Linked DNA regions of Mus musculus: region 1 is linked to region 2. Evidence: chromatin loops called from intact Hi-C (ENCODE). Cell type or tissue: left cerebral cortex. All regions are shown on one strand. Links, peaks and the distances in the headings refer to the core of each region. The heading gives the core; the rest is flanking DNA.

Evidence for each region. A loop is a pair of places that touch in the nucleus more often than their neighbours do. Peaks named below come from ENCODE experiments on the same cell type or tissue, not always from the same donor. Only the 100,000 strongest peaks of a DNase experiment are listed, where the experiment ranks them.
Region 1: a loop joins it to region 2, with 2.3 times the contacts of the local background. A loop is called at or near these places in 6 of 42 quality-filtered maps.

Annotation. Positions count from the first base shown.
Region 1 is chr9:70,498,513-70,506,843 of GRCm38, forward strand. Rnf111 (ring finger 111) reads right to left here and starts at 5,263. Exons shown (of 15, transcript NM_033604.3): 1 at 4,947-5,263; 2 at 4,428-4,490. In left cerebral cortex, for the core only: no CTCF peak of the experiment used is centred there; DNase peaks (open chromatin) are centred at 4,874 and 5,315; H3K4me3 peaks cover 2,291 bases; H3K27ac peaks cover 1,580 bases.
Region 2 is chr9:70,105,956-70,114,286 of GRCm38, forward strand. It overlaps Fam81a (family with sequence similarity 81, member A), which reads right to left. Exons shown (of 9, transcript NM_029784.2): 4 at 4,303-4,421. Among named protein-coding and RNA genes, the nearest start is that of Gm39369, 27 kb to the left of the region's middle. In left cerebral cortex, for the core only: a CTCF peak has its summit at 3,511 (motif pointing right); DNase peaks (open chromatin) are centred at 336, 2,134, 3,512, 4,352 and 2 more places; H3K27ac peaks cover 370 bases.

The sequences.
Region 1 (8,331 bases), core at 259-8,258, 390 kb after region 2:
TAATACAGATCTTTTGAGGTAGGAAGATCTTTTAATCTGGGGCACACCTTCTGGTAGAAGCCTATATAAAGGTCATAGAAAAGAAAGCTTTTGTTCTTTGCCTGTTTGTCCCCATTCTTGTTGGCAAGTTCATTCCTTCACTGGCAGTAGAGCCTACTTCTGGATTCCAGTGTATACTGAAGATATCCAAGTGTTCAGTCTTCATACATCAGTATGTGCTGAAATAGCCAAGCTCATGGATTGAACAACTACAACTACTAGATTCTTAAACTTTCCATTGGTAGACAGCCAGTGTTGGAATACCTGGGCCACAGCCTGTAAGTCACTCTAATCTCTTTTCTATATATAAATAGGTTCATTCTCTAAGTTCTGCTCCTCTTGAGAACCCTAACAAATACAGCATTGGAGGACCAACACTCAAGGGTATGCTCTGGCCTCCACATCATACACATGAACATGCAGACACATAAGAACTCTACTATGAGCTACCATGCAATCCCCCCTTTTCAGTGCTGGAGACTGAACTCAGGCCCTTGAAATTTTGAGGTAAACACTCTCCCCCAGAGCTAAATTCTCATCCCCTTTTCTCTCTTTTTTTTTTTAAAAAGATTTATTTATTATTATATGTAAGTACACTGTAGCTGTCTTCAGACACACCAGTAGAGGCGTCAGATGTCATTACAGATGGTTGTGAGCCACCATGTGGTTGCTGGGATTTGAACTCAGGACCTTCAGAAGAAAAGTCAGTGCTCTTAACTGCTAAGCCATCCCTCCAGCCCCTACAGCCTCTTTTCTCATTCTTCAGTCTCTAGCTCTAAAATCTAGACATGTTCCTACGTAAGTAAACATATTATTATCATCTTTATCTCATCTGAGAGTAACTCTAAAACACGGCTGTGCCACCTTTCTACCTACATAAGAAGCCTATTTCCATTCTTCTCTACAACATGATCTTATTTTCCTCAAGGCACTCACCACTATTTATCCTATTTATGAGGTTGTAACTCAACAGACTGTCTACTCTATGAAGGCAACATCTTGATCCCTGCAGACCAATCAGTATCTGCCTACAACATGAGGCAATCAACACATACTTAAAGTATATCATAATGTAAAACCTCCATGTAACATATCAGCTCTGCTCTGTGTTTCTATCATTTGTAACTTTCTTTTCATCTATTGTCAATTTCTGACTACCTACAGAAACCCAGGCAGCAACCTGAGAGATACAAGAGAGAATAGAGTATAAGATGGTCAATATGCCGGGCAGTGGTGACACACGACTTTAATCCCAGCACTTGGGAGACAGAGGCAGGTGGATTTCTAATCCCAGCACTCCGGAGGCAGAGGCAGGAGAATTTCTGAGTTCGAGGCCAGCCTGGTCTACAAAGTGAGTTCCAGGACAGCCAGGGCTATAAAGAGAAACCCTGTCTCGAAAAACCAAAACCAAAGTATCATTTTTATAAACAATGCTGTAGCCCATACTATCCCACATCTAGAAGAGGATTAGAAATTCAATATACTTAAATTGACACACACCTTTGATGCCAGCACTTGAGATGCACAGGCAGGCAGATCTGAGTTTGAGCCTAAGCTACAAAGTGAATTCTAGGGCTACACAGAGAAACCTAGTCTCAGGGAAAGAAAGAAAGAAGGGGGGGGGGGAAGGGAGGGGAGGGGAGGGGGAGAAATTCAAGGAACTTTCTGGCTTTACAGTGAATTTAACCTGAGATGCCTGAGAGCCTGGTCTCAAAATCAGGGGTTGGGGTTTGGGGGGTGTATTCATATTTAGAATTTTCTGAAAGGTGTAAAAGGTTGGTAAAACTGGACACAAGCTCACACTTGTAATCACCAGCACTTTGGTGACCTGAGTGGCCAGCCTGAGATATTCAATGAGAACCAGGTTATAGTACACTCCCATCTTCGGAAAACACAAAACAAACAAAACACTCTGAGTAACTTCTCCAATGGACAGAATTATCCACTACCATGAACAAATATGGCTTCATTGAAGGTTAATGCATATGTATGTGCTTTATTTGCATACACGCATCAATTTATACTCTCCATAGAGCATTTCTTTCTAGAGAGCTGTCCTGATAAATCTAACAGTGAATATTGAAAGAACTAAAAATAGAAGCTATTAAATGTGGCACACACACACCCAAAACCAGAGGCTAGAAATGAACATTTATGAATTTTATACTCATTTTACTAATTGAGAAGGCTATAACTTCAAGAAAAGTTAACAATAAATTCAGATCCAATGTACAACAACCATACTACACCTAAACAAATGTAACAAATCTTAATTACTATTATTTTGTTGTTGTTGTTCTGTCAGTCTATTTCCCTCTATTAAAGACCCAAGTCCATGGAGTTGGGGTAAAAGCAGGGACACATATAACTAAGTTGTAACTAATGCATGATACCAAAGCCCTTTATTACCATAACTTTTTTGTTTTGTTTTGTTTTTTTTGTTTTTCGAGACAGGGTTTCTCTGTGTAGCCCTGGCTGTCCTGGAACTCACTCTGTAGACCAGGCTGGCCTCGAACTCAGAAATCCGCCTGCCTCTGCCTCCCGAGTGCTGGGATTAAAGGCGTGTGCCACCACTGCCCGGCTAATCATGACATCTTTAAGACTTTTAAGCTATGAATGTTTTGATACAATGAATTTTCTATTTCATATTTTCAACTTAAAAAAAAAAACTGTACTCAGATGCACCTGCTCAAAAACTTACTGCTCTTTAGCTTTATGCAAATAAACTGCTGTTCTCTTAGAATATCAGTAGAAACATGTCTCAATTTCTTACAAATATGAAACACCAAAACAAAACTTGCTGAATATAACCCCAGCTAGCACACATTCTTCATTAAGCCTAATTATTTTTATTATAGCTTTTTTCAACTATAAACTCGAGACCCAAGTACAATGACAGAAACCTGCAGTCCCAGCTCCTTTGGAGGCTGAGGCAGAAAGATTTCTGAGTATAGGAGCTAAAGACTGACTATTTCTAGTGAACCATCTGGGATACAAGTGACCAATATACAGAGAACAAAGGGGAAAGATGACAAAAGAAAACACACATACATGACACCCAACCCTGATTATTAAGAAAAAAACTACTAGAGACAGGCGAATTTCTGAGTTCGAGGCCAGCCTGGTCTACAGAGTGAGTTCTAGGACAACCAGGGCTATACAGAGAAACCCTGTCTCGAAAACAAACAAACAAACAAACAAAAATTATTCTTGCTAATTTTCCCCACTATCATTCACCCAACTCACAAATGCCCTCAGTAATTTTTTCAGATACTACTGAGACTCTGAGGTAACAAGCAAGCAGGATACAATGAAATAATTTGTCCATGGTTACACCCTAAGAAAGTAGCAAAAGTAATATATATTTTGGGGGTGGGTATTTAAAATAGGATCTCTCTACATAGTATGGGCTGTTGTAGAACTCACTATATACACCAAGCTAGGCTCTGCCTCCCAAATGTTAGGATTAAAGGCAACTCGAGCCATCACACACTCAGCACTCCTGCTACAAAAGTAATTTAAAGCTAAATTGTTTCTCTTCAAAATAGAAGAGCTTCCTTAAAACCTATGTCACAATGTAACACAATATTACAATGACCAGTTTCTACTAAACCTTTTTACTAAAATAAAAACAAAACAAAAAATCACTTAGTTACAAACTATCAAAATATAAATCCAGACCTGGAAAAATGGTTTGTTGTCAAGAGTGCTTACTATGCTGGCTGAGGACCCAATCGGGACTCAGCACCTATACAGGGCAGTGCAAAACCTCCTTTAACTACCACTCCAGAGTACTAGGTCCTCTTCCGGCCTCAGAGGCACCTGCACTCACATGTACAGACCCCACACACTGGTATATACGCACATGAAGGTTTTGGGGTTTGTTTGGGTTCTTTAACGTAGACTCAAAAGCTAAGTAAAATCAGAATTCTTGAAAGGACATCTGTATTAAGTCACGTGAGAGCTATTGCAAAGACAAATGGTAAAGATATGAGGAACCTCTGTTCATCTTTTTTTTGATTTTGCTCTCTTTGGTTAAAGAGGTCCCCAAAACAAGAAAATTAAAGATAAAAGTGCCAAATGGAACTAAGTTTGGATCAAGTCAGGTTCAAGAGCTGTCAGAACTCTGACAATGAGGTCTCTGTCAGCTGGCTCACTCACTGCTACTCAGGAGTTCTAAACTCATTCTGTACATAAATCAAGGAACAGGAAAGCTCTCAACAATACAATGGAGTCACCCCAGACATGAGCAAATTAAGTGAAGGCGCTAGCTACAACTTCCTGGTTTTTTGGTTTTTGGTTGTTGTTTTTTTTGGACGCTAAAAAGTCACACTTTTTTTTTAAAATTATCTATAAAGCTCTATAATCTAAGAAGTGTGGTGACAAACCTCTATTTCTCCAGAACAAAAACCGATATTTCCACCGCACCACTGCTGACTCCGATCAATTATCTAGGCAGGATAAAGAAAACATCTTTTTTTAATGACTAACCAGCCAACTCCACACAATATCAGACGCGCCTGTCTTCTGCTCCGCGGACTGCGCGTGCCCGCCCGCACCGGGCGGCTCCCGGCTCCAGCCGGGGTTACCTTCCTCACTCCATTGTCACCCCCACTCCTCGGCCCTGAGCCCCAGTCCCGCTGGCGAGCGGCGGCCCCGGGGCGCAATCCCCTCACCCACCCCCTCCCAAGAGGCCGTGGGTGTGTCCGCGGGCGGACTCTTGCCCGGACACAATGAGCCACTCCGCGCCGTCCGGGACCCGCGGTCATTCCCCTGTCGCCGACCCGGGCCGGCCGCCGCGGCCCTTCCTCTTTCTCCCTCCTGCTCGGCCCCTCCCCCGCCGCGCGCAAGCGCCACCGCGCCGCTCCCCTCCCCCGCACCCCCCCCCCTTCCGCCGGCGCCCTCACCCGAGTCCGCAGGCCCCGTGCGGCCAGGTCCCGGACTCGCTGGCGCGGGGCTGGGGAACAGCGCTCGGCCGGGTGAGGCTGAGGCGGGCCGGGCGGCTCTCCTCAGGAGGGCGTCTGTCAACACCGCCGCCGCGGAGCGTGAGGCTGAGCCTGGCTCGGCTGGACCCGGCTCCGAGCACCCGATCGCGGCCCACGCGCGCTCGCGACCCTGAACGGCCGGCGTGCCTTACGCCGCGCAGCACCAGCGCCCCGCCACCATCGCCGTCGCCGCCGCCGCAGCCTGGGCCGGCCCTCCCCGACTGCGCGAGCGCGACACCGGGGCCCTTTTACGACAGTTCGGAAAGCGAGCGCTCCGGACCCTCACGCCCTCTCACAGCAGTATGTCTGCGCATGTGCGGGCCAGGGACCGCCCCCCTGCGTCCCAGTCCTTCCTCTTTGCACTGGCTTAGGCGAACTGTTGGCCCAGTGGGACTAAGTTAAAAATAAGGTGGTTGGGTTCACTTTCTTCCGTGATTTCGGGCTCAACAGTGCTTCAGCATAATTCCGCCTACGTACTGGTTGCTTTTTCTCAAACTAAAAATTATTCCAGCTTACTGATTGCACTAGTCGCGCCTTTAAATAAAAAAACAAAAAAACACGGGTTAGTGTCTTTCTCAGCAGATGATACCCAAAACAGAGATCTCATCTCACTGGTGAAGTGAATTTTCAAAATCATTTCAAATGTATTATTAGGTAGCCTGGGAGCTATACAATCGCAGATGACTTCTTAATTGCCTCACAAAACCCAGAAGATTGCAGTTTTTATTGTGTGCCCTAGAAGGATGTAAGGACAGAGAGTGGGCTCTGCAGTCAATCAGACAGATTTCCGGTCAGAAAGCAAAGTGAGGGTGCCCAAGCTGACTTATTAACACCTTTATAAATCTCAGTTTCCTCTTCTATAAAACATGATAGCCTTATATGCTTCAAAATGATCTTGTGAGGTCAAATATGACGACTTAAAGTACCTTATATTACCAATTAAGTATTTAACAAGCATTAATAACCTCCTTCTACATCAGCTCGTCGATAATATTCACTCATGTTCTCCATATTTAGTGAAGGTGATTTTTTGGCTTGGTTTGGTTTGGTTTTGGTTTTTCGAGACAGAGTTTCTCTGTGTAGCCCTGGCTGTCTTGGAACTCACTCCAGAGACTCAGAGATCCACCTGACTCTGCCTCCCAAGAACTGGGAGTATTTTTAAATTTTAAAAGAAGAAGAAATGGAAAACATTGGATTTGGATTTCCTCAGCCTCCCTAGTTGCTGCCCTCTACAAGTAGAATTCTATCGGGACTATCAAAGCCCAGGACTTTTTTGTTTTGTTTTGTTTTGTTTTGTTTTGTTTCCGGGCTTGGTTAGGTTTGGTTTTTTTCGAGACAGGGTTTTTCTGTATTGCCCCGGCTTTCCTGGAACTCACTCTGTAGACCAGGCTGGCCTCGAATTCAGAAATCTGCCTGCCTCTGCCTCTGCTTCTGGGACTAAAGATGTGTGCTTCTTGGGTTGGGGACTTTAGGTTAGAGGCAAGACTTGTCTGTTCTGATCAGGTAGAGTTTTTGAAGTGTCTAATGTTTACCCAAAGGCTTGAACTTAGTTGGTTGTTGAGTGTGTTAATCTAAAACTAAGTAGACCACTGGGCTAATGATGGAGATTCGGATTCATTAACTTACATTTCTGACAGTTGAAGCAAGCATTTTGGTAAGGTCAACCAGAGTAGAAATGAGAGGAAATAGATATGTGGAATGTTTGTTATTTAAAGAGCTGAAGTGAAAGGAAATTCTAGGAGGAGTTGAATGTGTTAGAGAGGGAGGGAGGGAAGGAGGAAGGAAGAGAAATTGAGTCAAGATATATAGGTAGTAAAAAATTAGGAGGAAATTTAGCAATAAAGAGTATGATCATGGATTCATGAAATGCTGTTGGTTGAGCAATAGAAAGATCTGTAAACTTGACCAGCTTCATAGATTATCTTGACATAGAGAACAGAGTTTCTCTATGAAGTTGGTTTTGACACTCGGGTATTGTTTGACATAATCAAAAGATGATTTTGGTTGTCACAACTGGGGAAATGTTGCTGACATCTTGTAAGAGGTACTAAGCACCAAGCCATGGGCAGGACACCACCCACAACAAAGAGTCATCTGGGCTGTGAAGTCAATATCTCAGCTGAAAAGTCCCAATGTAGAAAGTATTGCACACTAGTTACACCAGAGCTAATACTATTTTGTTAAATTGGTAATGAATGAAAAAGAGACAAGTCTAGCAGGATACCTAGTCAGAAAGAAAAAGGAAGAAAGAAAGAAAGAAAGAAACAAAGAAACAAAGAAACAAAGAAACAAAGAGAAAAAGAAAAGAGTAAGGATTTAAATCCTTTTGATATGTTGAAGGGAAAAGGGTCAGAAAAATGAAGAGGTAAATGATAATAGATCCAATAATCCCTGGAGAACAATGGTTGGTCAGATGAATAAAATTGGCCATTGTACTGAAAAGAAATGATTGGACAAATATAATTAGGTTTACTTGCCTAAGGGGGTCAAACCTTTGACTTCTCTTTGAAATACAAGATTGTGCCATTTACCCAGGTAGAAAGTTTGCAAGTGGCTGGGTGCAGAATGCCTAAAGCACTGAAATTAAAAGCATCAGAAGAGCCATGCTGTAATGGTGCCTGCCTTTAATTCCAGGCAGAGGCAGGCAGATCTCTAAGTTTGAGGCCAGCTTGGTCTACAAAGTGAGTTCCAGGACAGCCAGGGCTACACAGAGAAACCCTGTCTTGAAAAACCAAACAAAAACAAAAACATCAGAATAGCCTTTGACATAGTTGCAGGGATGGTGATGACAAACCAAGACAGGAAGCCCAGATCAGAAAATTCTTAAGACTGAAAGGTCTGCTGTGGTTTGCATCTGCAGCAGTAAGGGGGAAGTTAGAGAAGGAGGAAGCTCACACCTGGATTCATGCAATAGCACTTTTCTGGTTCCCCCCTCCCTATACTCCCATACCACCATGAGTTAAAGTCTAAAGAGATGTCGGGACAGAGCAAACTGGGAAGCAACGAATAACTTAAAATCCTTTAATAACCCTTCATCACCTTCAGGTCCTAAATCCTTGGTTTAACAAATAAAACTGCTCAAAATCCAGAGTCTCCAGTATCTTTTCATGCTAGGTCTTAACTATCCTGCCCCCACCCAGTGGGTAGATTTCAGTAGTCTTCTTAAGTTTCTTGTAACACTTTCAAAACAAAACAAGCCAACACAGCATCCTGTACCAACCCTAGGTTTGCTGTCTGAAATTAACAACCTTCTGTTTGTGCAATCACGTTTTGCCTGTTGGAGTGGAAGAAACCGTTCTCCGGCTCA
Region 2 (8,331 bases), core at 255-8,254:
GGGGGGGGGGTAGCTGGGGGGAGTTTGGGGGAGGGGGGAGTGTGGGAGGGGAGTGTTGGGGGACAAGTTGGGTGGAGAAGCTCATGGATCACGCTGAAGCAGAATGGAAGATTGCAGAAGGCATTTCAAGAGAATTCTTCTTGGTCTAGATACAACGTCATAAAGATGACACCAGTGTGCACTGTCCAGCGGAGGTGCTGATAGCAGCCATTTGTGGCCCACTCTTTCCCTGCCTGTGGCACACATGCACCTTAAATCTCCACCCGCACCCACAGCAGCGTGACAGTTAATTTGGGTTATCATCTTGACTGGATCCAGCTAGTGGGCACATCTGTGAGGGATTTTTCTCATCAGGCAACCAGAAGTGAGAAGACCCACACTAAACATAGGCAGCACCTTCCTGTGGCAGCCCAGATAAGAGGGGGTCTGAGAGGAACCTGTGCTGTGTGCCTCCTTGCCTTTGAGCCTTACTAACAAGGTCATCTACCCTCTTGCTGATACTGCTACCCTCCCCCACTGATATCAGACTTTCTTCAGGCTTCCAACGTGGACTAAAGACCTCTCGCTCTCTGGGAATCCCCCAGGCCCTCAGCACCAGGGTTGGGCTGCTGAGGTGTCTGGCTAAGCAGCTCCTGGGTCCTCAGCCTCTCCAGCATGGAGATAATCAACATCTGACTGCCAGACTGTGCTACATAGACCAATATAATCATTACACACATAGACACACACACACACACACACACACACACACACCACTGTTGGTTCTGTCGCTTTAGAACAGTGATTCTCAGCCTGTGAGTGGGGACCCCTTTGGGGTCAAATGACTCCTTTATAGGGGTCATCTAAGAGGATCAGAAAACACAGCTATTTACATTAAGATTCATATCAGTAGCAAAGCTACAGTTATGAAGTGGCAATGAAAATACTTTTATGGCTGGGGGTCAGTACAGCATGAGAAACTGAGTTAAAAGGCTGCAGTGCTAGGAAGGGTGAGAACCACTGCTGTAAAGAAAGACCACTAACAAACACAGTGGCCATGAAACTCCTCAGCCGTCTCAAGTCCCTGCTCCACCTTGTGGTCTCAAGTCCTTCCAAGTTCCCGCTGTTCTCTGAGCTTCGGGGTCTTTTAAAAGCCAAACAAGGACTCAAGAGTTCTCAGTCCTGCCCCAGTGACTTTTCTAGCTCGGGCATCCATCCAAGCAAGCATTAGTTGAGTATCTCCTGTTCTCAACGGGCTCCAGGGACTTGACTACAGAAGTAAATGATACAGAGCCCCACTCTAAGACAACTCAGAAGACAGCGGAGTGACTGGGTGGGGCTTACGTCGTTGGGGGAGAGGGCACTCTGCAGGCAGGGTGTCAGGGAGTACTCCCGGAGCAGAGGACATCTGTGCTACCCTTTAAAGGTGGACAAGGAGTAAGAAGAGGAAGTGGAAAGGTCCTCAGTGGGAGACCAGCACGTGCCAAGGCCCTATGGTAGAAGAATGACTTTTCTGGGAAGATTAACAAGGGTTGGCATATGACTGAAGGGGCAAGACAACAGTAGGGAGGGGTGAGGAGATCAGACTATGGAGACTGGAGGGGTTCATCCTGGCAAATGACACAGGCCAGACATGGTGGAGCACACCTCCAGTCCCAGCACTCAGGAGACTGAGACAGGACGAGATGGAGCAGGGCCTGCTAGAGTTATGGAGACTCCATTTCCATTCCAAATAAAGAAGGAGGAGGAGGAGGAGGAGGAGGAGGAGCTGGAGAGGTGACCCAGAGGTTAAGAGTGCTCACTGCTCTTGCAGAGAGCTGGGTTCAGTCCCCAGAATTCAGGGTAGCTTCCAAACGCCTAGAACTGCAGTTCCAGGGAATCTGATGTCTTCTCCTCTCGTCCATAGACTCCTGCATACATACGGTGCATATACACAGTCTGGCACACGCCTGCACATTAAGTAAATAAAAACAAAACAAAACAAAACAGAACAGAACAAAACAGAACAGAACAACACACCAGCAAGAACCAGAGAGGAGTGGAGACTCCACCCTTCATTCAGCCCTTAGAGCCTCCTCCAGCTGAACACAGTTCTTTACCCTTCAGTCTGCCAAGACGCATGCCCGGAATACAAGACACTAGATGTTGTGATATGCATAGTAAAGCCGCTATGTCTGGCTTTAAGGGAAATGTATAGTAAGCCGCTGTGTCTGGCTTTGAGTGCAGTGTCTCAGCAAAGCCTTTGCTGTGTTTGGGTCAATCAATAGAAGCTGAGAAATTGTTCTGTGGCTGTTTGAACCTTGAAGAGATGTTATTTGTTTAGAGGATCTGCACTTGGTGCTACGTGAGAGCCTGCAGCTGCCCCGACCTTGGTCCCAAGGTGCTCCCGACAAACCAGGAATTCTTTCTTTTGGTTATGGCTAGCCATGGTCAAAAGGGACCGAGATCTGTGGGAATTGTCTGCTCTCAGGGGCAGCAAGGGCAAGATAACTTTGGTAGCTGGAACCTTTCCCAGCCCCAATTAACCTTGTATGATGTTTGAATAAAGTAACTGCAGTGAGCTAGGCGGGGGTCAGCCTTTTCCAAGAAGGCTGAACCCCTCTGCTTCTTCAGAAAATGGAGACTTAGCATCTTGGTGAGGTTCTTTCTCTACTGTAGCACCTATGGACATCAATCAATAACTAGGTTTCGTCACAAATACACCAGACCGTGGCTCTCTCTGCGGCCTTAACAGTGCCTGGTCTCTGTTGGTCTCGTTCCTAATTTCATCCCATGCTCACCTGAGCTCACTGCTACCCCAAACTGGCTGAAAGTGCGTCTTTGCTCCAAATCCCCATTATTAGCTGTAAAGTTGTACTGAGCGCTTGATAGCAGCAGAGGGTAAAAGAGGCCCAACTGTAGTCAGGACAACTTCATCCCAGCCAGCTAAAAGTAATCCGGAAGGGAAGGCCTCTTGCAACAACTCTCAAATATAGTGCGCCTAGAACCCAGGTATCTCTTTAGAAACAGATTCTAATTCAGTAGCTGTGGGACGTGGGAGCAGTGGACATTGCTCACAAGGTCCCAGGTAAGAGCCAGGAAGAAGGCACAACCCGTAAAAGCACTAGCTAGACCCGATAACTTGAGTTTCCCGAGACAGGTGGGGTAGAAGGAGAGTATTGATTTCTGCATTTATCCTCTGATATCCACACAGGTGACACAGTACACACACGTGTGTATACACACCTGTGCGCATAAGCGCATAAATGTAACTGTAAACAAAATACATTTGAAGAAATATCCCAGGTAATCCTGAGGCTCTGGGTTCATGGAAAATACCCAAGTAAAGAGAAAATCACTTTCCACACTTATAGGAAAACACATATTAAAATTTCCAGCCTATGGGAAATCAATAATTTCAGGAAATAAAAAAAAAGTTAATTATAACAAAGATGAACATTTGAAAAGGCATTCAAACAGTAAGCTGTGAGTTACGTGATTCACTGACCATACTATTACGTGACCAAATAACTTCCACCAGCAGAGGGCGCTCTCTGATCATTTCCTCCCATGATGACCCAGCCAGTTTTGGCACTGAAAGAAATCATGGCAGGCTGACACCCAGGGTTGAAGTCTGCCAGTAGCTTCTGTGGTCAAAGCTAGAAAGGGGGTAGTAAAAGAAATTACTGGACTTCTTCACTAAATTGGAGTTCATAAAAAGTATGGGTATTTATGATGATGGTGGTGATGAGGGCAGTGCTCTGTGTGTGTGTGTGTGTGTGTGTGTGTGTGAGAGAGAGAGAGAGAGAGAGAGAGAGAGAGAGAGAGAGAGAGAGAGAGATCTGAGAGAAAAGAACAACCTCGTGGAGTTAGTGCCCTCCTTCCACCTCAGTTCAGCAAACTTCCAACAGTGAGCACTTTACTCCCTGAGCATCTCAACGTCAAACGAAATTGCTCTCAAGGAGTAAAGTCTCCAACATTTGAATACCTGCTGTACTGGTCATCTTCCTGGCCAGCTTGACTGAATTCAGAATCACCCAGAAGACCTCTGGGCTTAGCTGTGAGGGCGTTACTAGAGAGGCGAAACTGAAGAGGGAAAAACCTACCCTGAGTGTGGCCAGAGCCGCCTCAGGGGCTCTCGTCCCAGACTGAATAAAAAGAAGAAATCAATCTTAGTTATAACCCATCTCCCTCTGCTCCTTGACCTTGAACCCCATGAGAATAGTCACCTCACACTCCTGATGACACATCTTCCCCACCTGATGGACTGTAACTTCCAGCTGTGAGCCAAAATAACCCTTCCTTCCCCAAGACACTTCCGTGGGATGTTTTGAGGGCACCTACCTTGCAACTCTTCCTCGGAGATCTCCCAAGCCAGAGAGCTGGCGCATCTCCAGCGTCTTTAAGGCAGAATTAGTTCCATAGCTGATGTTGTCCCTGGCACGGATCTGCTCCTGGAGAACCTGGGCAACAAAAAGGACACTTAGGGTCAGTGGCAAATTCACACGTGTCCATTTCATAATTCAGGAAAGTATATGAGTGCTCGACTCATTTTTTTCCCAAAAGAAGATTTTGTTTGTTTGTTAGTTAGTTAGTTTGTTTGTTTGTTTAAAACTAAAGGTCTTACTGTTAACCCTGGCTGGTCCTGAACTTGATGTGTAGATCAGGCTGGCCTTACACTCATGAACATCTGCCTGCCTAAGGAGCTCTTTTTATCAGTGAACTGATGAACCCAGAAGCAGAGAACCAGTAAGCCCAGAAAGAGGTATAACTCTCCACTGAGAGTTCCCTAATCCACCAATAAAACTGTGTTCTTTTATTTTTTTATTATCTTTCCTTCGTATGGGAGTGATTTTATTTATCTGCTATGCCTTAAGCTGCGTGTAGACTTATTTGTTTATTTGTCTTTTGAGACAGTAGCTCATGGTGTAATCAAAGCTGGCCTCTAATTTCCCCTCCTCCTGCCTGGGCCACCCCAAGCACCGAGGAGCTCAGAGATAAGCCACCGTGCCCTGCTCCTGTTATTTTATTTTACATGGTTTTAATTTTGGATTGAATTTCTCTTTGATTTAAGGATGTCTGACTATCTAAGGATGTCAGAATTAATTAGAGTTGGCCCACACAGTGGCACAAGTATGTAATCCCAACACTCAGGAGGGTTTTGAATTGGAGGCTAGCCAAGGTTACATCACAAGACGTCGCAAAAAGTCAAAACAGAATTTAAAATGTGTTTCTTTATTTCAAGCTGTTTTTTTTATTTTTTTATTTTTTAAATAACATTTTATTTAGTTAGGAGTAGGTTTCAAGAGAACAATTTTCGGGAGTGGATTCTCTCGATCCCAGGCTCCTAGGGATCGGATTGAAGTTTTTAGGAGTGGCAGCAAATGCCTTTTCCTGCTGTTCCACCTCACTGGCTCTGTCTTTGTTAATTAATCCTCACTATACTGGCTTATTAAAAAAGTCGGTAAGACATTTCATGTTTTTAACATGCTAAGTTTTGCTTCATGGCACATGACCGAGTTTTCGAATTTTCACTTAAGTGCATGTGTGTGAGAGCCTATGCCCGGTGTGTGGGTGACCATGAACTCCAGAAGAGGGTGTCTGACGCTCTGCAACTGGAGTTGGGGGTAATTGGGACTAAGGTGGGTGCTAGTAACCAAATCAAACTGGACCACCGATCCATCTTACCAGAATCGACGACCCAACTCTGCTTTTAAAACCGAAGCTTTAACCTGGAGCTTGGTGAACTTTTCAAACTCTTCAACCCATGAGTAACTCCCGTGTGTAACTAGAATTGCCTCTCTCCTTCTGCCCCCTCCCGCTGGAGCGCCTGCCATTCCTGCGCCAGTCTAGCTTGCCCTTCCTGACAGCTCCATTCTGATTTTGATGCTCATCTCTCCGGGATTTCTTCCACTCTTTCCTGGGACCCAGAAAACTCTAAATTCAAGGCAGCAGTTTTACACTGTGCTCAGGGGTCCTAAGTATGTAAACTGCTCTTTTATTCCGGGCCGCTGGTTCCCTCTGCTGGGGGGCGTGGCTTTTCCTCCTCCTATGGCTGCTGGGTCCTCGGATGGGATAGAGCTTTCCTTTGTCGGCTCACTGGCGTGCTCAGTGGGTGTTTCTGACAGGAGTGGAAGCGTCAGTAGGCTGGAGGTACAGCCAGTGAGGGAGTTGTGCCAGTCGTAGCCAAAGACTAAGAGGAAGAGTGGGAGAGTGGGCCTCCACAGCTACCTCCACAATGTCTCCTTGCCTCCTTCTGTAGAGGGAGGCAATGTGCCCGGCTCCTCCTCCTCAGATTGCTAAGGCCTCACTCTGCCTTTCCCGGCTGCAGCTGGCACTGCCAGACCCTCTTGTCTGTGCAGTCCAGGTGCACAAGAAGGGGGGGGGGGCAAGGACGGGGGGAGGGACTAGTGAGGGGGCAGGCAGCAAGTGGCCAGTGTCCCTTACCGCCAGCACCCATACAGGGAACTGTTTCCCTATTTTGTTCAGCTTGGTGACACATTTTATTGCCACTGAAAATGGAATTTGCAATTGCCAGACCTATTATTTCCTATGGCTCCCAATTTTTGAATGAATGAACCTGCTCTCTGAAGAATGCGCACACTAGCTACAATCACCTATGAATGGCAAAACGTTACTCATCTGAGCACATTCCTGCAAGGAGACCTCAAGCCTGACTAATCCATCTCTGGCTCTCTCCCACTGGTGAAAGGCACTGGCGGAGCGCTCTCTCTCTCTCTCTCTCTGTCTCTCTCTGTCTCTCTCTCTCTCTCTCTCTCTCTCTCTCTCTCTCTCTCTCTCTCTCCCTCTCTCCTCAATAAGCACAATGGGAAGCTACCCCTAATAGAAGCAACAACAACAACAAATAGGAAGAAACACTCATGCTTTCTGTTTGGGTTTCTTCAGATTTTGTTGATAATAATAAGACACAAGGCCATGGTGCTCAAATGCCTTTGGGAAACACACATGACATCCAGAAGACCTGTTTTATATGAAGAGTCCCAGGTCCTGTCCCCAGAAAGTCAAAGCTAGGGAGTGGGCCTGAAGATAGATGCAAAAGAAGCAGGCGCTCTCCTAGGGCACCAGTGCATTAGATGCCAGGCTTTGCTTCGGTTTTCCAGCCCTGAGTAAAGAAAATGGAAAGGAATTCGCAAACAAGGGGCTTAAAATAATTAACGCAGTCAACCTTTCTAGTAGCCAGAGACACAGAAACCATACACTGGGGGCTGAGGATGTAGTCCAGCTGCTAGCGTGTGTGCGGAGCACTGCATAGCCTTGTGTTCTATCCGAGCAGAGTAAGCCTCACATGGCAGACACATCTGTAATCCCAACATCTGGCAGTGGAGGAAGGAAGATCAAAAGATCTGGCTATCATACTTGGTAAGGTCCAGAACCATTCTGAGGTAGAACTCCAATAGGGGATGTGGCTGACAGGGTGTGGGACAGGGGTGATATATATATATGAAGGCTCAGGCAGAATGAAGGCTTTCTGTTCTGTTCTGCTGTGGGTCTAACATAGCTAAATAAATAAATAAAATATCTGTTTTATTGTTTGCTTTGCTATACTAGAGACTGAACACAGAGCCTTATGTATAGTACTTATATATACATCCAGCCCAAGGTCTACTAAAATTTTTTTGAATTTATTTATTATGGCTCAGTTGGTCAGTGCTTCCCATGCAAGGAAAATATCTCAAGCTTGATCCCCAGTACCCACGTAAAAGCCAGGCCTGCCCACACAAGCTGTGATTCCAACACTGGAAAGGCAGAGACAGGAGGATCTGACCCTGTGTCCAAACTATGATAGGGATGGGTTCAGGAAGACACTGCACATCAACCTCTGACCTCTACAGACACACTACATACACATGCATGAACATATACATACATACATACATACGTACATACATACATACACTTAAAAAATAAATTGAAATACAGTATTTGAATTGTAATCCCCAAAGCACTACAACAACAAAATCCAAGAAGCACAGTTGATAAGGTAGCCAAAATTTATCCATGTTGTTCAGATTTTTGATCAAGTAATTCTACGTCTTAGAATTAATCTTCAAAGAAAAACAGTAAGTGTCAGCATAAAAATGTTTTCATAGGTGATTCCCCAGAGCAACTGTTTCAGTTTTCACAACTCTCACATCTCTATGCAAACCTGAGAGGTTTGCGAGAGGTGACCATTTAACTGTTTGTCTGTTTATTTAGAGGCAGCTCTCAGTCTGTAGCCCTGGCTAGCCTAGAACTTGCTATGTATCCCAGATTGGCTTCAATTCACATCAGTACATCTGCCTTTGCCACCCCCACCCCCACCCCCCCACCCCCCCCAGTGCTGGGATTTAAGGTTTGCAGCACTGTGCCTGG